Regions from separate parts of the Mus musculus genome. Here all the other regions are linked to region 2. A link is a loop called in an ENCODE intact Hi-C map of the cell type or tissue named here. Cell type or tissue: heart. All regions are shown on one strand. Region 1 overlaps Banf2os (a long non-coding RNA gene). Region 2 holds the start of Rrbp1 (ribosome binding protein 1). Region 3 overlaps Banf2os (a long non-coding RNA gene). Region 4 holds the start of Dstn (destrin). Region 5 overlaps Dstn (destrin). Region 6 holds the start of Snx5 (sorting nexin 5). Region 7 overlaps Banf2os (a long non-coding RNA gene).

What was found. Hi-C counts contacts between places; a loop is a spot of excess contacts. Peaks named below come from ENCODE experiments on the same cell type or tissue, not always from the same donor. Only the 100,000 strongest peaks of a DNase experiment are listed, where the experiment ranks them.
Region 1: it touches region 2 in a loop (5-fold over the local background); 2 of 42 quality-filtered maps call a loop at or near these places.
Region 3: a loop joins it to region 2, with 2.0 times the contacts of the local background. A loop is called at or near these places in 4 of 42 quality-filtered maps.
Region 4: it touches region 2 in a loop (5-fold over the local background); 8 of 42 quality-filtered maps call a loop at or near these places.
Region 5: it touches region 2 in a loop (8-fold over the local background); 8 of 42 quality-filtered maps call a loop at or near these places.
Region 6: a loop joins it to region 2, with 4 times the contacts of the local background. A loop is called at or near these places in 13 of 42 quality-filtered maps.
Region 7: it touches region 2 in a loop (7-fold over the local background); 5 of 42 quality-filtered maps call a loop at or near these places.

Annotation. Positions count from the first base shown.
Region 1 is chr2:144,121,349-144,125,348 of GRCm38, forward strand. All of the region lies in intron 2 of Banf2os (a long non-coding RNA gene), which reads right to left. Among named protein-coding and RNA genes, the nearest start is that of Gm5535, 66 kb to the right of the region's middle. In heart, no CTCF peak of the experiment used is centred here; a DNase peak (open chromatin) is centred at 2,273; H3K27ac peaks cover 276 bases.
Region 2 is chr2:144,009,461-144,013,460 of GRCm38, forward strand. Rrbp1 (ribosome binding protein 1) reads right to left here and starts at 1,803. Exons shown (of 24, transcript NM_024281.2): 1 at 1,539-1,803. In heart, no CTCF peak of the experiment used is centred here; DNase peaks (open chromatin) are centred at 331, 951 and 1,881; H3K4me3 peaks cover 2,452 bases; H3K27ac peaks cover 2,465 bases.
Region 3 is chr2:144,181,123-144,185,122 of GRCm38, forward strand. All of the region lies in intron 2 of Banf2os (a long non-coding RNA gene), which reads right to left. All of the region lies in intron 1 of Gm5535 (predicted gene 5535), which reads right to left. Among named protein-coding and RNA genes, the nearest start is that of Gm5535, 6.2 kb to the right of the region's middle. In heart, no CTCF peak of the experiment used is centred here; a DNase peak (open chromatin) is centred at 2,429; H3K27ac peaks cover 574 bases.
Region 4 is chr2:143,913,245-143,917,244 of GRCm38, forward strand. It overlaps Dstn (destrin), which reads left to right and starts at 2,087. Exons shown (of 4, transcript NM_019771.2): 1 at 2,087-2,403. The coding sequence starts at 2,401. It also overlaps a transcript of Bfsp1 not described here. In heart, no CTCF peak of the experiment used is centred here; DNase peaks (open chromatin) are centred at 1,707 and 2,217; H3K4me3 peaks cover 3,229 bases; H3K27ac peaks cover 3,523 bases.
Region 5 is chr2:143,924,629-143,928,628 of GRCm38, forward strand. All of the region lies in intron 1 of Dstn (destrin), which reads left to right. Among named protein-coding and RNA genes, the nearest start is that of Dstn, 11 kb to the left of the region's middle. In heart, no CTCF peak of the experiment used is centred here; no DNase peak of the experiment used is centred here.
Region 6 is chr2:144,269,249-144,273,248 of GRCm38, forward strand. Snx5 (sorting nexin 5) reads right to left here and starts at 1,654. Exons shown (of 14, transcript NM_001199188.1): 1 at 1,453-1,654; 2 at 1,129-1,211. The coding sequence starts at 1,179. Mgme1 (mitochondrial genome maintenance exonuclease 1) reads left to right here and starts at 1,656. Exons shown (of 5, transcript NM_028984.5): 1 at 1,656-1,824; 2 at 2,667-3,236. The coding sequence starts at 2,732. In heart, no CTCF peak of the experiment used is centred here; a DNase peak (open chromatin) is centred at 1,503; H3K4me3 peaks cover 2,396 bases; H3K27ac peaks cover 2,644 bases.
Region 7 is chr2:144,084,688-144,088,687 of GRCm38, forward strand. All of the region lies in intron 2 of Banf2os (a long non-coding RNA gene), which reads right to left. Among named protein-coding and RNA genes, the nearest start is that of Banf2, 54 kb to the left of the region's middle. In heart, no CTCF peak of the experiment used is centred here; a DNase peak (open chromatin) is centred at 1,754; H3K27ac peaks cover 1,765 bases; H3K27me3 peaks cover 1,986 bases.

The DNA.
Region 1 (4,000 bases), 110 kb after region 2:
AAGCATTCATGCCTGTGAAAAGATATCTCTCTCCCCCTTTGACATCTGAAAAATGAAGAGGCTGGCTTGCATGAGAGGCTGTTGGCTGTTTGTTGGGGGTTGGCAAAGTGGCCCCACTATAGCCAGGCTTCCATTTATAACAGGAAATGCTTCTCTATCATGAGTTCCACAGGCAAAAGTTGATCTGAAGAACATTCCGGTGCATCGGGCTCTGGTTTACCTCACCCTGTGTCTATTTCTGAAGAGTCTTAAAGGTTTTAACTATCCGGAGAACTGCCCAGCTCTTTCATTCGGGCAAGTGAGTTAAGCAACTTAGCAAGAACTTCTCAGCAGGGTTCAGGTGGGAGTTTCATAGAATCCACAGTCCTGGAAACAAAATCTTTTCTGTTAACAAATCAGTCAGTCCAGTCCGTGTAGCCAGAACCTGTAAGGTATGAAAGCCCCGAAGCCTTTGGGGCTGCTGCGTGCCCCACTGGTAAGGGTTGAGCCAAACGCACAGGTAGCAATTAACGGGTGACTGCAGAAAGTCACGAGGCCTAGGCCAGCTCTGGGATCTTTTATAACATCAGAAGCCAGGCCAGGCGTTACCCACAGCTGCCTCTTGAACTCTTGCATCTATCTCTCTGTCTGAGAGTAGTCGCTGTGTCCCCCTTCACACTCATCCAAGTCAGATGGGCCACAAATGACTCCTGGGATAGCCTCCAAACAGCCCAGGTGGGCCTTGAACTCTTCCCGATGCTTCGGCGCTGACGACAGGTGTGCGCTACCACACCTGGTTTGGAATCATACAATTTGGTGTCACTTCTCAGAAGGTCTGGGGGAGGGGCACGGGAGTCCCGTTTCCTGATTTCCTAACATGCCCCCTTTATCAGTGCTCCTTCCCCGTTTCACGGATTCAGCCCCATGCCCTGGGTGTGTCTCTCAAAGAGCCAGTGCCCAGACGTTGTCTCCGAAATAGTCTCAACCGGCTACATGTTTGTCCCTTTCCTCACAGAGGGGTCAGAGGGTTAAACATGCTGGTTGCTTTGGGGGCCGAACTTCTAGCTGTCCAATTTGGATCTGTGGGTCTGAGACGGTAGTGGCAGCGGCAGTCACTCCACATGCATCCGTGTCCACCTTCTGTTGACTGCTCTGGATGTTCCTCCACCCATGACTCCCTTCTAGCCACTATCTTTCTCCTGACTGACCCACTGCTACAGGCATTGACCCAGGGCAACCAATCAGAATCTTCTATCTTCTTGATCACTATGATTGACTCAGGGAAGCCCAATCTGGGACCTTGTGAAGTTGCTAGAGGATCGCGGAAAGGCTACCCAGAAAACGTGGAAACAACCAGAAGCGTGGCTGCCATTTTGCATGGCATGGGAATAGAGTGGAATAAAGGTAAATAGAAGCAAGGTAGGATGAGGTTTGTGTGTGTGTGCACATGAGAAGGAGAAAACAGAGAGAGAGAGAAGTGGAAAGAAACCAAGAGCAAAGGGGAGGAACGCAGAGCAGAGAGGGTGCGTGCCCCACCAGAGCCGCTGGAGCCAGCTTTGCGTGAGCGTTATTGCTGGAGTCTTATCACTGGAGTCAACGAATTCCCTGTGTGCTTGAATTGGATTTCTCACACTTGCCTTCTCCCTTGTCAAAGGGATCTTGACAAGGAGGCAATTTGCAGTTGTGCCCAGCCCCGAAGCTACTTATCCTGGTGATGCCAAGACGTCCTGTATAACCCTTTCCCCCACCCAGCTCCTACAAAAGACACCAAAGGAAAACAGCGTCCCTATGCTTCCAGTACTACACAGTGTTGCACCGCAACAAGCAGAAGTAAAAATAGCTGTGACTATTAATAAATTGGCCAAAAGACTTTATTAGTGACCTTTGAGCCATTCCAGAATAGCAGAGGATCTGAGAAACCAACAATTAATGTCAGATGGTGTCTTAATGTGGAATCAGATGACAAAAGGAGACCCAAAGTACATGGTCATTAGCCAAAGGGATAAGAACTGAATTCCTTAACACGTGGAAATTGGCGCACCCTGCACTGGTGGTACCTAGCCTGTTACCGTTTCAGCTGTCTATTAACAAGCATTTACTTAGAATCTCATCTCAACTTCCCTTGAAGCAAACATTGAGACGGCGGGTGTGTCGGAGTCTACTAAGCTGCTTGGGCTGACTTTCCCAACTCTTCATTCCATAGCTCTGTTTCCAGCAGAATTCACTTAACAACACGTAACAGGACACCGCAGTAACAGTGGCTTGGAGAATTACAGACACAGTTATTTCATGCACTAGGAATGTGGCTCAGTTTAGTGTAGCTGCCAGTGACACTAAGAACCATGGTTACCCCCCTCCTGCTCCCTCCTATCAACCCCACAGCACCAGCTTCTGTGTGTTGGTTTACCATCTTCTTGCTTATCACTCAGAGTCACAAAAGAGATGCTCATCTCCAGATATCACAGCACATGCAAGATCAGGGGTAGAGGTTCTTGGAGCTCACTCCTCTCCATCCGTTCTGCCATTTCACTGACTTCCTGCCAAGTTCCAGCTGCCTCTTCCTAGGGCTTTCTCATCACACCACAGAAGACTGTCTGCAAATTTAGGATTGGGAATACTAAAGTATCTGTTTCTCCCAAGAGGAATCCCCAGCCAACGACTGCAAAGGTGTTGGTATAATGGATAATCTTGACTGTCCATCTGATTGGATATGCCTTTGGAGGTGAGTTTGTGGTTCTAAGAAGGATTAACTGAGTGGCAGCACCTTCTCACAGCAATCCAGAAATTAAGAGGTCCTAAGGCAGGGCCAGGGCCAGGGGAAGTGGGGGGGGGGGGGGGATGACAGTATTGCTAGCCAGCCTTTGCTTCTTGATAGTGAATGCATCTACTCTGCTGCTGCTGCTGCCAACCTCAGAAAACATCAGACTCCAGCTTCTTCAGGCTCTCAACAGTGACTCTCCAGAAACCATTCAGTGTTCAGCATCACTGGAACTGCTGGGGCATCTAACCTCATGAACTGTCCAGCTACTGGGTTCTCAGCCTCTCCAGCGTGAAGTCAGCCATTGTAACTACCTACCCACTATCACATAAGCGAATTGAATTGGTAATGTCTACTCACCCGGTCAGTTCTATCCCTCTAGTGAATCCTGACTAACACTGATGCCCTGGCTTTGTCGGGGATGACTGTAAGGAGGGTGATTTACACCTTTTCCAAGGATATTTCTGTCTTATGAAGCTCATGTCACCCACAGCAGCAGCTGAACCTCTGTCTGCTACTAACCCCGCTTCCCTGCTTCTCTCCTACAAGTATCTCTGGGGTTGTGTCCCAGACTACCTGCCTTGCACTCTGTGTGTCAAGCAGTCAGGGGAGTCAGACAATGAGCTTCTGGTGGGCAGAGAGGCTTCTGAAAGTTGGAGCCCCCAAAATGAACATGATGTATAAGTGTTACTAAGAGGGAACTTGCAGAGCACCAGGTTCTGGTCAAGAACTGGAAATCAGTGGCTAACTATGAGGTGGATGTCATGCCTGAAGGAGCTACCAGAGACAACAAACCATATGGAAGCAAGTGTGGGGATGGCAGAGTGAGGAGCCTCTGTAAGATGAGCTGGGAAGATCACAGTGCAACTTTCTGCAGGTTTATGCAACAACAACTTATAGCAAGGGCAGGAGACAGAAATAAACAAGGCACTGACCTTGTTTCAAAGAGGTTTAGAGGAAGGAAGGAAGGAAGGAAGGAAGGAAGGAAGGGAGGGAGGGAGGGAGGGAGAGAGGGAGGGAGGGAGAGTGGGAAGGAGGGGGAGAGGGAGAGAGAGAGAGAGAGAGGAAGGAAGGAAGGAAGGAAGGAAGGAAGGAAGGAAGGAAGGAAGGGAGGGAAGGGAAGGAGGGGGAGAGGGAGAGAGAGAGAAAGAGAGAGAGATGAAGGAAGGAAGGAAGGAAGGAAGGAAGGAAGGAAGGAAGGAAGGACACATGGACACATGGACACATATGCATAGCAGGCCAGCTGGCTTCCTACCTCTGCCT
Region 2 (4,000 bases):
CAATTCTTCAGCCTACAATGTGAGTCTTTACACAAAATTCAACCCAGGACCCCAACCCCCACCATTAGGCTTTAAGCAAATGAACTGCTAGCTTAGCAAACAGAGATGTGGGAGGCTCTAGGGATCCATCCAAGTTTCATTTCCTTGGTGTTTCCCAGTCCTGACCTCTGACCTGAGGACTGATTGCCAAATTGCCCTCGGTTTTGCACAAGATCTCACACTTCCTGCTCAGTTCCCCTGACCTCAGTGGTGAGTGGGTGGTACTATCTTCAGGCAAGAGATAAAGAAACCCCAGGTTCAGAGGTTAGGAGACATGACCCTCCGGTGTTCATGGGGCTGGAATCCAGGTGTGCGACTTCTGCAGTGGTTGGCAGTGCAAGCCAGGCTCCACCTTGTTCCCTTGTCTCTCACGTCCCTAAACACACATCCCACAAGAACAGTCAATACCAGTTGGCTACTCCCTACACGTGCTGGGTCTCCACTGCTGTCTCTCAGATGGGGAAATGGGAAACCTCTGAGAGAAAGCATTTGGTTAGCAACTGTCGACGAAGCGTGACACCTACGGGAAAGAGTCTCTGAAGCATCCTGCACAGCCTGCAGTAAGCCCGGGTCAACCGGCCTCCCTTCCCCGGGCACTGCCGGGGAGCCTGGCGGGCCGGGACAGACGGCGGGCCCAGTGCCAGGGCGCTTGGCCCGCCGGGCCGGAGGTGCCGACTTCCGCCCAGGCCTAGCACCACGGGTCCACTAATCATGGGCGCGGGAAAGAGACGCCAGGCAGGACCCCGGGTGGCCCCAACCCTGGCCAGGTCCCGCACCCTCGTGCCGGTTCCGCGAGGACCCGCCGTGAAACGGTGCTGCGGCCCTGCCGCCAGGGGGAGCAGGGAGCCTCATCCCGTACTCCGGGAAGTTGCTACGGCCAGTCCCGGACGGCACCCGCGGCGAGCCCTGTGGCCCCCGCCCGCCCCGTCGGGGCTGCCGACGTGTCCTGTGGCCACAGCCCGCAGCCCGGGGCTCTGGGCCCCCGCGTCGCCAATCCAGTCTCAGCCCTCGTCCCAGGCCGGCCCACCGCCTTCCGCCCCCCCAACCCCCTCCGGCCCGGACTCCGGCCCGGCAACGTCATCCGGTGGCTTCCCGAAACTTAACCCCTTCCTCCGCCAGCTGTGCGCCGCCCCGCCCCGCCGCCAACTTTCTTAGCCCAACTTCGGAGCGCGCGGGCCGGCCCGACGGCCCGGCCGAGAGGGAGGGGTCGCCACGTCGTGCCGCGGGGCCGCCGCAGCTCCTGGCCTGCCGGCCGGGGGAATCCACCCCGAGGGGCGCGCTCGGCCGACGCCCCTGCACGGGCTCGGCCTGGCACACGCAGCTCCGTCCCACTCGAGGGGCCGCGGCTACCGCCAGGGCGGGCGTGCGGGCCGGCGCCGCCGGGGGAGGGGCCGCCGAGGAGACGTGTCACTCGCGGCGCGACCGGCCCGGCGCCCCGACGGCCCAGCCCGCGCGCCTCCACCGCCGCCGCCGCTGCAGGGCCCGGCCAAGTTTCTTACCTGCAGCGGGAGACGCGAGAGGGAGAGCGAGAGGGCAAGAGCAGCCGCCGCCGCCGCCGCGGAACCGCAAGAGGGGAGCCGGCCGAGCCTCCACCGAGAAGCCGCCCCTGAGCAGCTGCACACACTGCGACCCTGGCGCCGTCCGCCCCGTCCGCCGTCCGCTCCGGCCGCTCGCTGGCTGCGTGCGCGTGTGTGGAGTCGTGGCACTTTCTGCCTCGGAGCTGGCGAACGGCCCCCTCCGCCGGGATCGCCGCCTCCTGCCTTCCCCACCCGGACCAGCCATTCATCGAGCTGCCTCTTCCTATTGGTTCACTAGCCGCCACTCTGCCGGCCTCTGACCAATCAGACCGCGGACGGCCGCGCCGCGGTGGCGACCATTGGCCAAAAAGGAGGGTCTACGTCTCAGCCAATGAGAGAGAGGAGGAGCTGCGGGGAGCCGCGGGGGGCGGGGCCGAAGAGGGGCGGAGCCGCGCAGCGCAACTCTCAGCTCTGCGCGGGGGCGGGTCTCTAACTCCCCGCCCACCTAGGGAGGTCCTCTGCCGGTCCCGCCCACTCCAGGCCTCCGCTCTCCACGCCACCGCTTATTCGGATTTGGCTCCGCCTAGGCCGATAGACTGCGGTTCGAATCCCCTTGGCCGCAGGCTGCTCTTTTCCTCCACACTGCCGGGCTGAGGTGGCCGTGAATGTTACCCTCAGGAGGACTGCACAAACCGTGAACAACTGGGAAAATGCCTTATTTAAACCCAAATAACGTCACACAAAGCACCAGCCTCTGGGTCTAAAGAAGAGTTCTGCAAGGGTCAGAGCAGGGAGGATGGGGCCTTATCTATCCGTAAAGGCACTGCATTCTGCATTCCATATTTTACTGAATAAGTGGGAGAATTGAGGTGGAAGACCTGGAAAGAACAAAAGAAATAGAGGTGGAAATTTTGATAAGAAAAGCCACTCCCTAAACAGAATAATATACTGTCCTTGTACAAATCACACAGCAGAGTTACATCCATCCTGTGACACTTGATTTCAGATGTTGGGACCATGAGGTTTTGGCCCAAGAAAATATGATAGCAACCCAGGAAATTGATCTAGTGATACTCCAAATATTAGCCAGCTACCCCTTTATAAAAACAAAAAAACAACAACCAACACCTACTTAGAAGAGGGGTGCATATGCCACCATGCACCAACTCTCTGCTTGATTCTCTCCTTCCATGGCTGTTTCTAGGGATCAAAACTCAGTCAGATTGCATAGAAAGTACTTAAAAGTAGTTTCCCTGTGCCATCTCATCAACACAAAAGCCTCTCTTCAAAACCAAGTTCAATTGAAATAACTTAACTTTAAGTGCTTTTCTTTTCTTTTTTTTTTTTTTTTTTTTTGAGTCAAGGTCTCACTATGTGGCTGTCCCACAACTTGCTTTGTATAACAGGCTGGCCTAGAACTCAAAGTCACAGAGTTCCTCCTGCCTCTGTTTTCTGAGTACTGGCATTAAAGGCATGAAACACCATGCCAGCTTAAGTTTAGGTTATAACCATTTTAACTGCAGCTCTTAAAATTATTCCTTTGAGCCTGAGGCAAGATCAGCCTCTTTGAAATGAAGTTTGGTCTCTCTCCTCTGTCCCCCACCCCCCTTTCGAGTCCACACAGAATTTGATATCAGGCATATCTCTCTCTCTATTGCTCGAGCAGGGTCTGTCTATGATCCTGGAGCCCACTCCTTTAACTCAGCTGCCTGACCAGTGAGTGACGGTCTCCATCTTCACAGTGCTGGATTGTAGGTGGCACCTGGAGTGTTCACATTCATGTTGGGATTTGAACTCAGGGCCTTCATAGCAGGTACTTTACCCACTGAGCCACCTCCCCAGCCTCTAAGATTTAGTGTTCTAAAAGGCCAAAGGACTACACCTGCCCCAGCCTCTGTGGCTGCAGAGTTCCTGCCTCAGTTCCTCTGTGAGCACCCCTTTGGCCATTGCTACTTGACAGCTGTTGGTCTATAGTAAAACTGCAAGGAGAGAATACAGAGGGGTTAGGCTGAAACTAAACTATTTATTTCTGGTTTGAATCTCAGTGTCTTAGGGAATTAATGATTAATCAGCAGGAATCACTATAGATCACCTTTCCACACTCAGTCATTTTCCAGAGCTGAGATTCACTTGAAATAAAATTAAGGATCCCAGCTTCTGGTCAGCAGTTGCTAGCAGCCAGTCTGGCTGGATCATGGTGGGGCATTTACCTCCCTGGGCATAAATGGACTGTAAGACAGTTACTCTCTCTTGTGGGGATAAGTAAGAACATTTATTCATCCATTCAGTCGTGTTTGTTAGTGTCCAGGGAAGACTGCAGGCTGAGCATGCAGCCTAAAGTGATACCCAAATCCACCAAGGGCCCAAAGACTTCTCTGTGGCAGGGTTGTTCTTCATCTTGGTTCACTATTTGTCTTTAATTTTTCCCAGAAGCCGATCCTGGC
Region 3 (4,000 bases), 170 kb after region 2:
GACAGCTGGCAGGAGTCAGTTCTCTCCTTCCACAATGTGGGTTTCTCTGTGTAGCCCTGGCTGTCCTGGAATTCACTCTGTAGACCAAACTGGCCTGGAACTCACAGAGATCCACCTGCCTCTGCCTCTGGAGTGCTGGGCTAGAGGTGGGTACCACCATGCCTAGCTCATTCACCAATTTTTTAATGGATTATTAAGGATATTGCTGGTAAGTTTGAGTACCTTATATACCCTGGAACTTCATCTTTTGTCAGATAAAATGGTTTGCAAATATTTTCTTCTCTTCTGCCAACTGTCTCTGTTCCCTTTACTGGATGAAAAGCTTTCAATTTACTGCAGTCCCACCTTCCTGCTTTGGCTTCTGTTTGTTGTGCTTTTAAGGCCACATCCACACGCCTGAATATTTTTTTCTACTTTTTTTTTTTCTTTTTGACCTGGGCCAACACCATTTAGTGTCTTCCGTGTGTTCCCTCCAGTGGTTTCATAGCTTCCAGTCTGAGCTCTATATTTTCAATCCATTTTGAGCTACTTCTGCCCATGATGAGAGATAGGAATCTAGTTTCTTTCTTCCACCATGGATCCCCAATAGTCCTAGAACCAGTTACAGAGCAGACCACTCACTCTTCAATGAGTGATTCTGGGCACCTCTGTTTATGGATGTGCGGACCTGTCTCCTGCTTCTCTATTCTATTCAGTGCCAGCGAGAGGCCAAGCCAACAAGACAAGAACTGACTAGGGACCAACAGTGACCACAGGAAAAGCATCTCAGGGGAGCAGAGGTGTCCCCATCCACAAGAGGCTGCACAAGAATGCCAATCACTCCTGCAACAAAGAGCTAAGAATAGATTCAGTGGGAAGGAAGGAAGGGTGGACCAGAGACTGGTAAAGGAGATTCTGGGGTGGACACAAGTTACTGGTCCTGCAGTGCCCTGTTACTGTGCTTACATACACACACACACACACACACACACACACATGCCTCTGATGAAGTTTATTCATAAACTCTGCACAGCCAGAGATTACAACAAATTATAACAACGTAGAACATCACAACTTTTGCCTTTGAGAGCCATTGTTAAGTAAATGTACACAGTACTGCAGTTCTGCTGCAGAGAATCTGATAGCCAAGCCAGCCAGAGTGGCTAACGTGTGGGTGGTGTACACAGCAGGAATCCATGGAGCGAAGAGGTATTTACCTTCCAGGTGGGGTGGAGCAGGTGTTGAAAGATTTCATCAGAGCAACATGCAACTTTAAACTTCTGAATTGTTTGTTTCTGGAATATTCTACGTGGTGCTTGGGGCCACAGTGGACCACCCTGAAACAGCAGAAACTGAAACAGCAGATAGAAGAGAGCCGTTGTATTTTCTTCTCTCACTTGAGCTAACACTACCAACAGTGAGACACAGCAGAAGCAGAAGAGACAGAGATTGTGTCTGGTTCCACTGAACTTGACCCAATGGGCTGTCAAGAGAAACTTCCAAGGGAATGACAGTAGGAGATAGAGCTTTCAGGCTCCTAGACTGAAGAAAGACACTGGCTTTCATTCTGTCTTCATCCATTATAGTCTGTAGCAGATGGTGCTATCTCAAACGGCCCCCGTAGCCCCTCCTCCCTCTTTTAGACAATCAGACAAGATCCTCACTGAGAAGTGCAGTCTGCGTCCCTTCGCCCTGAATGTGGGCAGAGCTCTGCCGCCCCCTCAGCAGGTAAGAGCCTACTATACACACCAGATCCCAATGGTTAGACTGTGTCAGGCGTCTCCCGCCAGGTCCTTCTCTTAGGAAACATGCCACTGAAGCCCACTGGGTTTTCTTTAATCCACCACACAGAGCCCGATGTGGTGGCTCATGCCTTTAATCCCAGCATTCAGGAGGCAAAGGCAGGAGGAGCACTAAGAGTTTGCAGCTAGCCTGGTCTACCTAGACGGTTTCAGGCCAGATAGGGCTACACAGTGAGACTCCATCTCTCAAAACTAAAAATGTTAAGAGCCATATAGACAGAACCACATAAAGCGGACTGAGATCCCCAGTCATATAATATTTCATTGAATTGTTTATGCCACTGTTACAACCATCATTGATGGGGCTCTTGTGAGATTATCCCAGAGAGACCCACGTGGAGAGGACCCCAGAGCAGGTCTAATAACCTTCATCTAATACCTCCGGGACTCGGCACTCTCCATGGCCTTCTCCTCAGTCGCCTTTTTCTCTGGCCTGTCCCCTCCACCTGCTGTATAGATTCACTCTACCTTGGACCCAGAGGAAGTAATGGCTAGCAGGCCCTCCACAAATAGAGTGTCCACCATAAGTAGACCCTAATTATGTTTGGCACAGGCCACCTGCCCAGCAGCCAACTATGCCCCTCCAGGAAACAGAAAATCAAATCCAGAGGATGTGCCAGGTCAATTGCACTCCGAGAAGGAACTGGGCAGGCTGCCCAGAATCAGCCAGAATGGACTTCAGGCTGATCACCCACACTGGAGTCATGCCCTCACCTTCTTGGAAAGGGCACTTTCTCCAGAACCAAGGCCACCACCTGTCACAAAAGCCAGGTGTTGACAGAGCAGGATAGTTGTGGGCGAGGCCCTTGGGTATGCCAGACACATCCCTGAGGCCTGGATGCCCCATCGGTCTTGGTGGAAGGAGTGAAGCTGAGAGACTGCCATGCGGCAGGCAGAACCCCACACTCATTACCGTGGCCAGCCTGTGCTTCTGTGTGTGGAGTCCCAGGACATCTGGGATCCAACAGCCTCCAGATCTCCAGCCTCTGTCAATGGAGATAGAGGAGCTAAGGTGTGGGCTCTCTTAAAGTACAGCTGGCAAGCGGGAACCAAGGGAAAGTTATTCCATAGCTGATATTTATATTGTGAAATATTTAACCTGTTCTTTCAGGGCATTTAAAGAACTTAATCTCTGTTATTCATTCTTTCAAGAAATATTTGTGTAGGTTCGGAAAATACTCTACCAGTTTACAGTTGAGTTGGACAGAAAATAACAGGCATGTTTGTCAAAAAATACATATTCCCCATATTAAATAATAAGGTCCTACTTTTATTTGTCTGGTTACAGAAACTAACAAAGAGTCCCCTAATGAAAATATGGAATAGATATGTGTGAAGATCATTTTTTAAAAGATATATGTATTTTATGTATATGAGTACACTGTAGCTGTCTTCAGAGACACCAGAAGAGGGTACCAGATCCTATTACAGATGGTTGTGAGACACCATGTGGTTGCTGGGAAGCTGAGATGGGAGGATCATGGGTTCAATGCCACACTGTACCACGTAGTGAGACCCTGTCTAAAAATAATAATAAAACACATAGCAATAACAGCAACAACAACAATAAGTACAGGATCCAATGATGGGCAAGAGAGACAAGGTTAAGGCCTTTTAGACCTAATGCTGGGAATTGAACTCAGTACCTCAGGAACAGCAGTCAGGACTCTTAACCACTGAACCATCTCTCCAGCCCCTTAGTATCATTTTTAAAAGCATTTTTCAGCGTCAGTTGGTTGGCTCAATGGTTAAAGCACTTACGGCCTAAGACAGATAACCTGAGTTCCATCCCCAGCATCCACGGTGGGAGAAAAGAACTGACTCCTGAAACCTGTCCTCAGATTTCCACTTGGCATCACAACACACATGCACTTCTCTATACATATTACACACACTCACACTAATAAAATACAACTTGGAAAATTTACTATCGTACATGCACGTGCATGGATATGTAAGGATATATGTAGAATAACAGTTTGCAAGTAGGATCCCACTGTTCCATAGGGGACATATAGCAACATCTGTCACAACTGAGAGAAGATCCTAGCACCTAAAGAGGAAAGGCAGCCAGGCAGTGGTGGTGCACACCTTTAATCCCAGCACTCAGGAGGCAGAGGCAGGCAGATTTCTGAGTTCAAAGCCAGCCTGGTCTACAAAATGAGTTCCAGGACAGCCAGAGCTACACAGAGAAACCCTATCTCAGAAAAAAAAAAAAA
Region 4 (4,000 bases), 96 kb before region 2:
TTCATACACTGCGATCTTCTCCCACTCTTGTAAGCTCTGACCTGACAACCTAGGTTAGCTTAAAGACCGACTTTCAAATAGTATTACATCACATTGGGAATTAGGTTTCAACATTTGGTCAATATAGCATTTTATTAAAATTTGATCCTTCTCAGAATGAGAAGAATAAAAATAGCTAGAGCAACTGGGGGTAAATGTGGGGGTTAAAGTTCGGTGGGAGTTCATTTGAGGTTACGGTGAGCAGATACATTAATTTGTCTGACAAATCCTAAACCATCTTCAGATACTGGCTCACTTAGGAAAACATTTATTAAACATGTAGCACATTGATGGGCTGGGCCCCTTCATGTAGAACGCACCCCAAATTTCTGTCTTTCTGGGACTCCCAGTTTGATCTGGGAACAGTGGCAAATATATTAAAAAAAAAAACAGTTCATAGCCACAAAACATCCATGAAAGCCCAAGAAAGGTGTCCCCTCCCCGTTCCCTGATTTCCATGAAGTTAATGATTATGGAAAGACATAAAACGGATTCGCTGGAAATATGTCAAAAAAAAAAAAAATCCAGGCTGGCAGGTGATAGGAACACAGTTACTGGGCAAATCCATAAGGAGAGGGAGTGAGGCTAGAGGCAGAGGAGCCAGAGAGACTTGCTTAAGATTCTGGAAGAAGCTGGGTGGTGGCGGCGCACGCCTTTAATCCCAGCTCTTGGGAGGCGGATTTCTGAGTTCGAGGCCAGCCTGGTCTACAAAGTGAGTTCCAGGACAAAAAAAAAAAAAAAAAAAAAAAAAAAAATCTGGAAGAAGGCACAGAAAATTTTATGCAGTAAACAGCATTCTTGTATTTGGACAGGATTGTGGAGGACGAAACACCAATGATAGGTTGAACCGTCCTTAAATGAAGTCTCATTTAGTGGGGTCAGAGTCCTGAGCAGAAAAAAACAAAAAACCAACCCCAAAAAAAAACAAAAATAAGCCAGAAGGGTTCGGGCTGCAGCTGGATGTAGGTTCTTTCTCTTCAGTGTGATTACCAATTATTAATACCAAAGACTTGTTAAAAGGGCAAACTCTTAGGTTACATTCTAGGTGCACGGAGCCAGAACTAAGAAATCTTTGAGCAAACTCTCCAGGTGATTCTGACGCCACTGCCGTAGCCTGCCAAACACCCCGTGGCAATGCAGTAAGGGATTAGAATTGCCACGACTTGCCTTTAATCTTAAGAAAGAAACAAAACCCTTAAAACTAATGGGAACCGCGGTTTGCTACCTAGGGTAGATTTTTTTTATATAGCGCCCAGAAAACAGAAACAAAGAAAAACAACGATCATGTTGCCCAAAAGCCTTCTTAGATAATTAAGACTTTTTTTATAGAGATCCTGATGTTCTCGTTGCCTAAATTCAGTTCAAAAGTGAGGTGATCATCCCACGTCTTACGAGTTCCTTTTATTCGCTACAAAAACACCCGGAGAAAACAAGGCTAGGATTGCGGGTGGCCCTGTGGAAGCAGTATTTCCGTGCAACCGCCCTTTAGGAAAACACAATTCCCCAATGAGAAACCCCCAAGCGCAGCGGCGGGGCCCGGCCCACAGTCCCGGGCCACGCGGCGTCCCCCACGCACCCCCCGCGGGCCACTGGGCCTCCTCCCAGCCCGCTCAGAAGATAAACAAATCACTCCTGTTTTCCAGTCCTGGAATAAGCGCTGACTCACACAGCACTTTGATCAGCCACGGTCGCCTCAGGAAGGAGGAAAACTGTGCAGATTTTTCCCTCTCACGCGACGGCCCGAAGTGCCGCGCTGACCAATCAGGACTGGGTGGTGGGAACAGCACCAAAGTAGGTAAAAAAATGCGGGTCGCGGTCCCTGAGAGCCGTTTTGAGAGTTCTCGTCGCCAAGCAGAGCACCCGCCCACCGGCATTCGCCCCGCCCACTCCGCGCCGGGGCCCCGCCCCTAGCGGCGCGCACACCTGGCCAGGTGGCGACTTCCATGTATGGGCAAAGGCCGCGCGGTAGGCGGGGCATCGCGTGGTCCCGCCTCCAGGGCAGGGCCAGATTCCCCGGAGCGTCCTGTGTCCACCCTTCACGGAGCAGCAGCCCGGGCGCTCCTCTGGGCGGGGAACCCATGCACTCCCCTTAACTGGAGAGGGGTTTCCAGTTGTCTGGAGACTATTGGGACTCCTGGGTGGGGCCTGTCTGGGGAGGCCGGCCTGTTGCGTAGCAACGGTGGGCGGAGCGAGGGGCGCGCGCAGCCGCAGTCTGGCTGGAACTCGTGCCCGCCCTTAATAAGCTCGAGCTGCCGCGTCCGCCCTGCGCCTGCTCTCCTGCTTTTGCTACCCGGAGGACGAAGGTGCACAGACTTTGCCGTCAGGCTCCTAGCTCTCCTCCCGAAGTCCGCCCCAGCGAACATGGTGAGTGATCCTCGGGCGTGTGCTAAGGGAGGGGTCGGTTCCAAGGCAGCTCCTGGGCGGCATCATGCCCACCGTTCCAGGCCGCCGCCCGGGATCCCCTTCGGCCCGGCCTCGCTGCCTTCGATCCCGAAGTCGGTAGATCCCCGGGATGGGCGGCCGAACCTGAGACCATCCGTGTGGGCGCGGTTTTCTCCAAGGCCAGCTTGGTGACCCGTGAGCTTTTCCAGCCCTTTTTACTGAGAAGGAAAAGGATTTTATTGAACACTCTAGAGGGCGGAGTAATTGCTAGTGAGCGTGATTAAGAACCGGGTGGCCTTGCCGTGGCTTTGTTTGTCGTATCTGGCAATCAGCTTCAGTGGCACTCTCGTTGGGCTTGTCAAGCTTGGCAGTGGCTCTTTTAACCCTTCCCTGCCGGGTCCATTCATCCATGCTAGAAATTTGCCTTTACCTGAGAACAAGGCTTTACCACAACTTTGGGTGCAAGTCCTGGACATGATGTTGTTGCTTTTCAGATGCAAATTTAAAAACTTTCAGAAAGCCCGTATAATTACTCCAGCCCTTTAAAAAGAGAAACATTCGTTGTATTGAGATGGTAGAGATTTTGCTTAATTTACAAACTTCTCTACCTCCAAAGTGTTACTCAAATCGGTTGTAAAACAGTATCTCAACTGGGCGATCAGGTGGAACATTTTGTCACTGTAGTCTGCACAATGTTACCATTTTTGGTCAATGATTTGCTGGCAAGGCCTTGCCTCACTGCTAGAAATACTATCCTGTTGCTACATCTGTGCGCCGGGAAACAGTTGGTACCCACTTATCTGTCTACAGAGTGTTTTCACTGAATAACAACTTTGGTTTTTTCTTAGGATATAGCAACTGGCTTGCAGGTGCAGGCTGGCTCATTAGATTAAATGGATAGTTTTCTTGAAAACGGACCATGCTTAGCTGTGCCTTGATATTAAGTCATGTTTGGGTTTAATGCTATGAGCTACAAATATTTCAGACCTTGAAGTCTGTTGAACCTCAGCAAGATTTTAAGTGTATGTATATGTTGATTTATAGTAAAGACTAAATCCAAAGGTTTTGAGTGCTGATAAACTTTTAAATTTGAGCACTCAGTGTAATAAAGTGAACTGGTGTCTGCTCTCCAGTCTTCTTTTAGTTGAGAATGCAAAAGTATTTAAAACAGGGCCAAACATTCTAAACGTAAAAGCTTGGCTTTAAAGCTTAATTTTTTGTTCGGTGTACATTCAAATAAAATGAAAATAGAGTCTGTTGGATTTCCTGGTACTTGGGGGAGACAAAAATAAAAACTAAAGGTGGGTTCATTCTTACATCCAAGTACTGATATATTTATTATGGTCTGAGGACTTGGGTACGGGAGTGCCACGGTGCTTTGAGGAGCCAGTTTTCCTTTCACTGTGGGTTCTGGGAATTGAACTTAGGTTGTCAGACTTGCCTGGCAAGTACTTTCACCTGCTGAGCCAGTTTGCCAGTTCTGGATATGTTTTAAGAATGAGGAATTTAGAACACAGACTTTACTATGTTTGGTTTTATAAGCACAGAAGATCTCCATTCAGTCCAGCTATTAGAGAAT
Region 5 (4,000 bases), 85 kb before region 2:
ATAACAGGAAAGAGTCCTTGCCAGCTATTCATCCAGCAGGGAGTAGTGTGGTGTTCAGAATATGTTAACCCAGGAGCAAAATCCCAAATGATCTGCTTTAAAAGGAGAAATGATGTCAGGTGTGGTGGCACACACCCATGGTTCCCTCGTTTGGGAGGCTAAGAAGGAAGATTGTGAGTTCCAGGCAGGTCTGAAAAAGTGGAGTAGTGATGTCAGATACAGTGAAGACCTTGGCTGATTTCACACCTCGGTTTTTGAATAGTGTCATGATAACCACAGGAATTTACCAGACATCTCTTTTTTAGGCTGATTTGATTTCCTTTGCATGTCTAACTAGTGGGACACTAGATTGTGGGAGTTCTATCTTTAGTGCTCTGAGGAACTTCCATGTTAATTTCCATAATGCTGTCTAAGTTCACGATACTACCAGAGATATGTGACAGTTCAGCTTTTTCTGTGTCTTTGCCAGCATGGATAGATTTTGATTCTTGATGGCGGCCTTCAACAGGAATGTGACAGATGGTACTTGGTGATGGTTTGCTTTGCACTTCCCTTCTGACTAATACCATTTTTTAATATAATTGGTCATTTACCCTTTGAGAAAGGATAATAACCTTCCCTCCCCCTTTACGTCAGATCACTGTTATTTTTCTGTTGGGTCTCTTGTTTCTTCTGGATAGTCATACTCAGTCATCCTTGTTGGTTGAATGGTTTATTAATATTTTCTCCTACGCTGCAGGTTGTCTATTCTCTCTCTCTTTTTTTAGTGAAACAATTCTTTTTTTAATTTATTTTTTTATTAGGTATTTTCCTCGTTTACATTTTCAATGCTATCCCAAAAGTCCCCCATACCCACCTCCCCACTCCGCTACCCACCCACTCCCTCTTTTTGGCCCTGGCGTTCCCCTGTACTGGGGCATATAAAGTTTGCAAGTCCAATGGGCCTCTCTTTGCAGTGATGGCCGACTAGGCCATCTTTTGATACATAAGCAGCTAGAGACAAGAGCTTCGGGGTACTGGTTAGTTCATAATGTTGTTCCACCTATAGGGTTGCAGATCTCTTTAGCTCCTTGGGTAATTTCTCTAGCTCCTCCATTGGGGGCCGTGTGATCCATCCAATAGCTGACTGTGATCATCACACTTCTGTGTTTGCTAGGCCCCGACATAGTCTCACAAGAGTCTATTCTCTCTCGTATTGTTTGTTGTACAGAAACTAATTGGTTTGATTTACCTGTTTGCCCATTTGCCTGTTTCTCTATTTTGTTGCCTGTGCAGGCCAGAAGAGGGCATCAGATCTCCTTCTAGATGGTTTGTGAGCCACCATGTGGTTGCTGGGAATTGAACTCAGGACCTCTGGAAGAGCAGCCAGTGTAAACACTGAGCCGACTCTCCAGCCCTTGACTTGATTTATCTGTGATGGGAGATAGGGTCTAGTCTGTGCGCTGTGTGTGAGGTTCCCAGCACCACTCATACAGATTGCCCTTGCTCTAGTGCAGGATTGGGTGCTTTTGTCCGTGATGGCGCGGGTAGAGAGGGGAGGGACTTCCTGGATCTCGAGCTGTTCTGTTAGTCTGAATGTGTGTGCTTCTATGCTAGCACCGTGCTATTTTGTTTATTTTCTATAGGTAGTATGTTTTGAGATGTGAGTTATTATGATGCTTCTGGTCTTTTATTTTTGCTAAAATACTTTTTTTTTCCCAAAAACAATTTTTTATTAGATATTTTCTTCATTTACATTTCAAATGCCATCCCGAAAGTCCCCTATACCCTCCCCCAACCCTGCTCACTGCTTCCTGGCCCTGGCATTCTCCTGTACTGGGGCATATAATCTTTGCAAGACCAAGGACTTCTCTTCCCAATGATGGCTGTGACTAGGCCATCCTCTGCTACATACGCAACTAGAGACACAGCTCTGGGGGTTGCTGGTCAGTTCACTCCCTTGGCTAGATGTGGGCCTAAGGGGCTTAGCTTTGTTTTTGCTTTTTAATAGTGTAGTGCTAAGGCTCTGGAAAGGTTGTTGGACACCTTAGGTATCTCTGAGCTTCATTTCCCAGTCCTTTGTAAGGGTTTTTTGTTGCTGTTGTTGTTTTTGTTTTGGCAGTGGGGATTGCTTTCCTGATTTTTCTTTTCTTTTTTTTTTATTCACTAGCTCACTGTTGGTATATAAAAATGCTACTGCCTTTGTATATTGATCTTCGTATCTTGAAACTGAATTCACGTACCAGTTTTATCAGTGTGAGAGTCAGACTTCATATAGAGAATCCTGGTGCTGCACACAGACTATGCTTGCCTCCTCTCCTGTTTGGTTATCCTTTGGTTCTTTCTCTTGCCACGCTACTCTGGGTAAGATGTTACACTCAGGCAAAATGCCTGTCCCTCCCTTATCCTTGACTTTACAGGGAATCATTTCTGTCTTTTAAATATTAGGAAATCCATGAAACATTCTCCCTACTTGGTAAAACTAGCAGACACCTTGCTTAAGTAGTGTCTTTAAATGTTTTCAGCAGGATCAAATGGGCCTGTAGAAACAACTTAAATCATACAAATTTTTAAATGTGTTTTGTAGAATATTGATTTTTTTTTAGCTATGCTCTTGAATGTTGATTAGTGTATACATTCATATCTCTTATGTAGCATTGATCTTGAATCTATATGAAATATAATGCTCACATTTTAGGCAGTTTTAAAAAAAAAACATGTACAAGCTTAAAGACATACTATATAACTTTTATTGGTTAAGTCATCATGCAGTTGGCAGCCTCACAGTTCTAGCCGGGGATGGAGGATGTGATGGTGTGTATATTCTTGGACCAGGGAGTGGCACCATTTGGAGGTGTGGCCTTGTTGGAATAGGTGTGGCCTGGTTGGAATAGGTGTGTCACTGTGGGTATGGGCTTAAGACTCACCCCAGTTGCCTGGAAGTCAATCTTCCACTAGCAGCTTTTGGATGAAGATGTAGAACTCTCAGCTCTGCCTTCGCCATAACAGCCTGGATACTGCCATGCTCCCACCTTGATGATAATGGACTGAACCTCTGAACCTGTAAGCTAGCCCCAATTAAATGTTGTTTTTTATAAGACTTGCCTTGGTCATGGTGTCTGTTCACAGCAGTAAAACCCTAACTAAGACAGAGGATTGGTAAAGATATGTAGGGTAGAGTACAGCGATAGAGATACTAACAGACTGGGAACATAGGCATGTGATAGAATGCCTGCTTAGCATGTACAAGGTCTTGAGTCTGGGGCTAGCAAGGCATAAGTAAATCAAAAGAACCCACTAAGAGCTCATACTCTTTCAGGGAGATGTCAAGAGCAGAAGTCAAGCAACAGATAGGGCAGTATTAGATAGATAATACTATAAGAGTAGAAGTAACTGTAGACTTCATCAGCACATAGAGAAACAGGTGCAGATTTAGGTGAGAGCTAATAACTGAAAGGACAAATTGTACTTAGGGATTGTACTGGTTTAATAAAGTGCTGGTTATAGATTCTCCTTCAAGATCATGACTTCATTAGCACTGAATTAGCTGAGTTCCCAGTACCAGGCGTGGTTTCTCTCTTGTTCAGTGGGTTTAGGTCCAATTAGAGAGCTGGTGGTATGCATACCACTGGTGCACTCTTAGGGTTATCCTGCCATTGTGTTTGTTGCTGTGGTTCATAGGTGTTATAGCTCTGTAGGACTGTCGGTGCCTCCCCTGCTTTCATGGCGGCTTCTAGTCACCTCCAGCTCAGGCATGGACCCTGTTTCTGAAATGCATGGTACTTCAGCAGTAAGGGACAGCCAAGGACAACAGCGATAGGTTGTATGTTTTGGGAGCCTTTTAGACAGCCCTGGCCAACAACTCATGTCTTGTTCTGGGTGGGGTTTTTGTTAGGTAGTGTTTGGAGGGAGCATCATCAAAACATTAACTCTCACCCATCTTTTTATTGAGCATTTCTTTGCCCCCCCCCCTCCCCCGACTGGGTTTCTCTGTGTAGTCCTGGCTGTCCTAGAACTCACT
Region 6 (4,000 bases), 260 kb after region 2:
CATAAATGATTCTGCTCCGTACCAAAAAAGGAGGAAAAAAAGAGCCACCAGGGCCTCTCCTGCCCCTAGTACCTATTATATATGCCAGGGGAGAGAAACTAATTCTTCTAATGTAAAAGAAATAAAACACCTCGCACAAAGCTCTATTTCAATACAATACCCTTGTTGGAACAATCCAACTGGTTGGTGCGCCAGAGACCGGTATTTACTTACTAGATAAAAAGTTTGCGCCGGACGTGGTGGCGTATGCCTTTAATCCCAGCACTTGGGAGACGGATTTCTGAGTTCGAGGCCAGCCTGGTCTACAAAGTGAGTTCCAGGACAGCCGGGGATATACAGAGAAACTGTCTCGAAAAACAAAAACAAAAACAAAAAAAAAAATGTTTGCCCATTCAAAGGTACTTAAAATGAAATCTTAATTCAGCTCTTATTAAAATCTAAGAGCTCCCATATTACTGACGATTTTGTCCACAAAACTGACTCATAACCTACCTGTGCGGTGGAAAATTCAAGTTTAAAGAGCCAATAAAAGTAGAATCCTTTATTGCCCGTATAGCAATCCCTGTTTATTGCATTAGTCCTCAAGATATTTGCAGCCCGAGGGTTATATCAACACACAGGATTTACTAAAAATTACAACTCCCACGAGGACACATTTAGCGTTCCCAAGTTGCAAAAACCATGCTACATACAGATACTCGTTAGAAATCTCCCCACTATTTTAAACGAAAAGGCCATTTTCTTAAAAGGAGATAGGAATAGCAAACGAAACTTTGATCCACTTTCCAATTACCATGTAGTCGATTTAAGTTTTAGGAGCAAAAGAAAAAAGAAAAAAAAAAAAACCACGCTCCTAAGGGCTTCAGAGGATTAGCCTCAGTCGAATGACTGGCAGAGCGTCGGTCAGCTTCCCACCGAGAGCTCAAGAAGTGGGGTCCCACTTGTCTGGGTCTCCTTGGTCAGAGAATGAGCGTGCAGAGACACCCCGTTGGAAAGCCATCTCTAAAGGGGTGGTTGAGGGAAAACCTCGGGATCTTGCTGGGGTCCGAGCCCCAGAGAAGATCCACCCAGCCCAAGGAGGCCGGCGGGAACCTCCAGCCCAGGTAGCGAGCGAGGAAGGGATCTCACCTTGCTGCGGTCCTCCTCCTGCTGCTCCAGCAACTCGGGAACCGCGGCCATGGCGACGCGGGCCTCGAGCAGGGGCCGTGTGGCTGTGCGAGGAAAGAAGAGGCTGGGCCGCCGCCGGGGCGCCTTTCAGGGGCGGCCGCGGCCCCGCCTCCGCCGGCCTCCTTGCCGGACGGCGGCTGGAGGCCGCGGGACTCCGCCACCATCCCAGCAGCCCCGGGCGCAGGCCAGCGAGCGGCACGCCACGTGCTCCCCCAGTGCGGCCTCCCCCGTCCCCGCGGCCGTCCATCTTGGAGCCGGGCAATAGAAGCTACGCGGGGAGCCTACCCTCGCTCCGCGCCACGCGGACACCAGCACCGGAGGGCCGCGACGGGAACGCGGGCTCCGAACCCTCCGCCGGCGAGGCACGCCTCGAGAAAGGACGCGCACCGCGGCCCGGGCAATTTATGGCTCAGCCAGAGTCCAAGATGGCGAGCGGCGGTGACGTGCGCGAGATCTCGTGAGCGCGACAACGCGCGGCTTGACGGCGCCCGCGCTTCTGCTTCGGGGGCGTGGAGGGGATGGCGCCTCACAGGTGCGACGGGAACGCCGTAGTGCATGCTGGGGCCGCCTCGCTTTGGGAAAGCGCGGGACCGATGAAAGTACGGGTCCCGAGAGGGTTGTTTGCGGGCTGGGTGTTACAGCGTGGTGGCATCTCAGGTACAGCTAGAACCCTGCCGCTGACCGACCTTCTATTTAAATACTCTCTTCCCTATCCAAACTCGGGCACGAAGGGCCACGCTTGTCCTGTCGCAGCCATGGGAGACACCTGCAGAGATCATTTTCTGGAATTAACGTTGGATGGGCTGTGCAGACCCACTTGCGACATGTCCCGAGTCTGGACCACGAGGTCACAGTAGCACCCACTTTTTAAAGGGCGGCGTGAGGAATAGATGAGCGATGCCCATACAGAATATTTAGTAAGAGTTTGGTATGTAGATGTAGGTGTTTAACTGTTAATTAAGACTTGTGAATTTGTTGGGGGGGGGCAGATTGTAGTTGTTTTGTTTCTAGAGACAAAGCCAAGCTAACCCAAAATCTCAATTTCATACTGCCTCAGCCACCCAAGTAACTTAAGTTTCCTGGTCTATGCCTCCAGGCCTTGTCACATTCAGATTTAAGGTGTCATATCCGAAACGGCCAACACATTAACATTGAACAAAAGCCACTTACAATTTTCATGAATCTTACTTGGGAATGATTTTCTCTTTTTTTTTGGAAACGTCAAAAGTTTAGTGTATGCACTTTTAATGTTCTTGTGGGTTTTTTTGTTTTTGTTTTTTGGTTTTTTGAGTCAGGGTTTCTCTGTGTAGCCCTGGCTGTCCTGGAACTCACTTTGTAGACCAGGCTGGCCTCTAACTCAGAAATCCACCTGCCTCTGCCTCCCAAGTGCTGGGATCAAAGGCGTGCGCCACCACACCCGGCTCTTGTGTGATTTTCAATTTGATGGTTTTAATATAGAAAATGTCTTAAACCTAACACCACTTTTTTTTTTTTTTCAGATACGAACAGAACACACTTTTAAACTTTCCAGACTAGAGAAAAGTTAGAGGGGCGAAGTCTAAAAATGAAACTGCCTCTGACCTTCTGCAGGCTGCTTAGCAGGTTAAACAGATTTTCTGTAAAAGCAAGCCCTCCTGTGAGTTTCTCCACTTTCTCTTATTTGTGTAGCCAGAAGAAGAAAAACTCTTACGAAGCAGTAGACCAAGCGAAGTACTCTCGTTTAGTACGCTCTGTCTTGTCCAGAGGCCCGGCCCAGACTCCAGAGTCGTTGTTCAAGGAAGATGATGTACTGTATGGACCAGTGAGTAAGCATAAGGCTGCAGAGCCGGAGCCACAGGCCAGAGTCCCACAACACTGCTTTCCTATCTTCAATGAAGAGAGAACCGGGAAACCACACACAGATGCTTCTTCAAGCCCTTTGAAGATCCCTTTGCAAAGGAACTCGATACCCAGTGTGACCCGCATCCTTCAGCAGACCATGCCACCTGAACAGAGCTTCTTTTTGGAGAGGTGGAAAGAGCGGATGGTTCTGGAGCTGGGAGAAGACGGGTTTGCAGAATATACTTCAAGTAATTATCTTGCTTCTGGTTATGTGTGGTCACTGGTTTTTAGGAGATAGAGCATTCCTGTCAGAAGAATGGAGCTTAAAAAAAAATCTTACTGAGGAAGTACTTTCAAATAGCATTTCATGTCTGCTAATTTGCTTAATCTTCGTAGATACTATTAACTGTAGTTCACACTTAAAGAAATGGAAATAACAGAGATCAAATTATTTGACAAACTTGCATAATTTATAAACAACCTATCAATTCTTTTCCATCTCTTGACAAAAGTCTAGGGTTTTTTTGGTTGGTTGGTTGGTTTTTGGTTTTTCGAGACAGGGTTCTCTGTTTAGCCCTGGCTGACCTGGAACTCACTCTGTAGACCAGGCTGGCCTCGAACTCAGAAGTCCGTCTGCCTCTGTCTCCCAAGTGCTGAGATTACAGGTATGTGCCACCGCTGCCCTGCCAAAAGTCTAGTTTTTAAATAGTTTTTCTTGCTCAGAATGTAATGGTTACCCATTGTTCTACTAGTCAGTATCATTTGACTAGCCACAATCCAGAACTCCCAATCCCCGCTTATAGTTTGGTAAATTGAACTGATCAAATGTTCTTGGCTAGGAAATGGTTAAATAACCTTCAGCCTTCAACTCTCTTGTTTTTAAAAATGTGACCAGTTCTTAGAGAATCTGGTACAGTGTGTTTTGATCACATTGGCAGGCAGGCATCAGCTCCTGACTCATTAGACAAGTGAAGAGGATAGCGTCCTTAAAGCAGTCCTTTCTAGCCAGGTA
Region 7 (4,000 bases), 75 kb after region 2:
GAGAATCACAAGTTCAAGGCCAGTCTGGTCAATGGAACAAGACCCTGTCTCAAAACAAAAAACGTGGGGGTTGATGAGATGGATCACTGGGTAAGGGCACTTGCCACCCAACCTGACAACCCGAGTTCAATCCTCAAAACCCACAGAATGAGAAACAGAAGCCTACTAACTGCCCGCAAGCTGTCCTCTGCCTTCTCATGCATGCCACAGGGCCCCCAAGCCCACACCCCCACACCCTTACTCACATACAAATAAATAAATAATAAATATATTAAAAGAAATAAACCGCGAAGAAGTGGTTAATTATACAGCGTGGGGTCTTGCCCCGCATGCACCGGGCTGTAGGGTAAATGCCTCAGTAGAAAAGGGCGCAGAGGGAAAGGGCAGTTTGAACAGTTCTGTACATTTGTATCTTGGTCGCCTCTCTATGGACGGAGCCTGAGCTCTCGGGGCCCTTTGTGAGTTGGTTTAGTATTTGCGCACACTGATGTGCCCCTCCTGTGCACATTAGAGCCTCTCCAGATGGAACAGCAATGTCAGGACAGTGCCCTGCCCCTGTACCGGCCCCTAAAGAAGTCGGTCAGTGGCGTAAAGTTGCCCATGCTCTGTGCAGACGCAGTCTGGCCAACAACGCGTGGCTGTGGGAACCTATGCACCCCCAGCCCTCGGACATCGGGAGCCGACTGTACAACAGCACAGTGTGTGCACCCCATGTTCACTTGAACCTCCCGCGCTTACTGAGAGGTACTGGGGCGGGGGTTGCCATTATGAGCAAAGCTTTGGCAAGCAGCTTTTAATGTTTATTTCAGTCGCCTGTCCTGTTCTTCCTTCGGGAAGGTGCCTAGAAACTGACTCGAGTGTATTTTATGAAGACAGAGAGTTTGAGATTTAAAACTTTTGACTCTGCTATTTTCTTTTCTCCGGAAAGTTCTAACCCGTGCCACTCACCACAGAAAAGCCTAATTTATTAGCGGGCTGCCACACCAACTCTGTTCCAGCGCAAACTGGGCCTCCCTGTCCCCAACTCAGCAGACCCACTGTTGGTACTGAGCCTGCTGGGCATCCTCACAGGCTGCTCCCCTGTCCCCTGTCCCCTGACCCGTCCCTTCCCTTTTAACTTTACCTGCTTACTCACCTCTGCCATGGTCCTTACATTAAAAACAGGCCCTCCAGTCTCATCTCCTTCCTTGGCAGCTGCGCTGTTACTTTTTTCTCCTTAGCATTTATCACCTTCCAATCAACCACACCATTCACTTATTTTTATTATTCTGGTCCACTACAATTAATCAGTAGAGCCTGGCCCCGTGCCTGGCATGAGTAGGCACACAAGAAGTAAGCGTTGAATCAAATCCACTGCGGGCACTAAATGCTACTCTTAGAAAATTGGAGCCCACCCTGCCACCCACAGCCACTGTGAGCGTCTCCTACCAGCTCCCCATCAGTTCTCTTTTTTTCCTGACTCTGAAGTAAACTGGGAGGCAGCTTCCTTTGGAGTTGTTTGTCCTGCTCCTTAATGAAACTTGGACTAGGCAAACCCTGCCAGATAAGCCAGTCTGTGACCCGGGAGAACAAAGGTCGGCTTCTGGAAGGGGTGCAGATGCTTCCTGGGTTCTCGGGGAGGGGAACCCACCAGGGCATCCGTCTCCCTGGGACCTCCCCGTGCTGGCTCCCCTGGCCTTGTGGACAAGGACGGCTGCCCACAGTCCTTGGAAGGCAGTAGCCTCTGGAAGAGGCTGTGCTGCAAACACAGGCCTGGGGACCGGAAAGGCAGGTCTCAGCAGACGCAGGGAAATCCCTTCCCTGGCCCAGCCAGGCACCGCAGGGAGTCCCTGTGGAGCCTCCCCATTGTACCACACTTCCGCCCAAGCCCCTGGACTTTCTACTGTAGCTGAGGAGCAAATTCCCAAGCCCAATATGGTCATGTTTTTAAAGTGCCCACAAGTCGATGAACAAAGTCCCACAATGAATGGTCTCAGGGTCAAATCTGCACCAAAAAAAAAAAAAAAAAAAAAAAAACAAGCTCAGCGCTCATCTGAATCACAAACTCACACTGCATTCCTCCCTCACCGGGTCCACGCCCCGCTCCCACCCGCAGCCCGCACACCCCTGCCCTACCCCGCACAGCCAGTGCCTTGCCCTCCCCCATAAGGTCTATAAAATATGGTTCCCACCGAGATTGGCCTCAGAGATTCAGCCTCCTAACTTCTGACTGGAATATCCTGGAATTCTTTTGGGGGGAAATGGCTGTTAGAGCCCAAATGTGTTCTCTAAATCTTCTCTGAAGATGTGTATGTGGTGGCTAAGCTATGCAATATGGTCTTTATAAACAAAACGAGACCAAAAAAAAAAAATTCTAATGTTCACACAGAAAGCACAGGACTCCTCAGTAGTTCGATGAGTTTCCAGAAGCAATCACTCCCCGGGGTATCAGTCTAGGGGCGACACATCCAGGTAAGCTCTGTTTAGATCAACAGACTACCCCTGGCCACCCACGTCCTCATAGACCCCTCTCAGAGTCTGCTTCCCACACTATGCTGACACGCAGCAGCTGAGACTGGGCTAGACTGCTCTTGAACTTGGGGCTCATGTGTTCTCCCGTGTCTGGCTTCTCTCAGTGTGAGGCATGTTATTGCAGTAGCAACAGTTCCGGGTTTTGTTTGGTTGGTTTTGGCTTTTTGTGGCTGGGCCGTATTCCACTTCAGGAATAGGTTAACTTACTTATTGGTCATTACAATGGCTGTCTGGACAGGGCATTCTTTTGTGTCTCTTGGTCTACCCAGCTCCCTTGGGTGTCCTTGGAGTATGGTTGCTGGGTGACAGGACCCATATGTTCTCGGCTTTACTTAGCTAGCCAGACAGATTCCCAACGTGGTCAGCCTCTGGACAGCCATGTCTGAGCTCCTTGCATGTCTGTGTCTTCGCTGATTCTCTCTAGCCTGGGCTTTCCAGTTTCAAGTCATTCTGGGAGACACATAGTAGCGTACGTCTCAGTTTTCATTTACACTAAGGATCATGTCTTCGTTTTAAAACTCTTGGCATGTAAGGCATGACACAGACAGCTCATGCTGGGGTTATAATGGGGATCTGAAGACAGGGCCTGGAGAGGGGCTTCCCAGAACCCAGAAATCAGGGAAGCCATGACAGTAAGGGTTGGAGAGGTGCGCTTGCCAGAGAACAAGAGATCTGATGTCACCATCCTCCTTGGTGAGCCCAGCCCCAAAACTCCAAACTCTGTCCTTATTTTCCACGCCCTGGCCAGTTTCCCGTCCTTTTCCGGCAATCCTTTCCGTTACCCCCCCCCCATCTCCTGGTTATCACCTCTCAAAGTGCCACTTAAGGGTCACACCTTGCAGACAGCTCCCTCCACCCTCCACTCTCCACTGGCTTTAACTCACTGTGAGTGGCTAATGTGTAGTCTGTAAGATTACAGCCTCTGGCATGCTTCTGTAACCTGAACAGTTTCCTCCCCCTTCTCTTCCACCTCCTTCTCCTTTTCCTCCTCATCTTCCTCCTTCCTCTCCCCCTCCCCTTCCTCCTCCTTCCCTTTCATTTGTTACAGCATTCTGAAGTTGGGAGACGACGTGGTGTGAAAATCTAGCTCTCTAGCAATTCTTGAAAAAAAATGAAGGAGAGGGCACCATGGCAACCAGCAGCTGGAAGCTGAGTGGCAGCTGCTACCTTTTTCAGGCATGTGGGTGCCCAGTTGACCACAGTCCTCTCCCTGATACATGATACCAGCTGCTTCCCAGTTCTGTGGCACGAGCTCCCCTCAAGCCAGACAGACCTCTAGTGGCACGTGTGGGTGACTGTTGTTGTTGTTGTTGTTTTAAGAGGTACATCGAGGAATCCAGAAAAGGGGGGTTGCAAAGGGAGGAGAGGACTCCAGGAAGGGTGTGGACAGGCTAGCTGTGGGCACGTGAAGTTCCATACACAGAACAACATGGCTTATGATGGTCCTGGAGAAGGCTCCAGGCAAATGATCCTCCACCAGCCACAACTC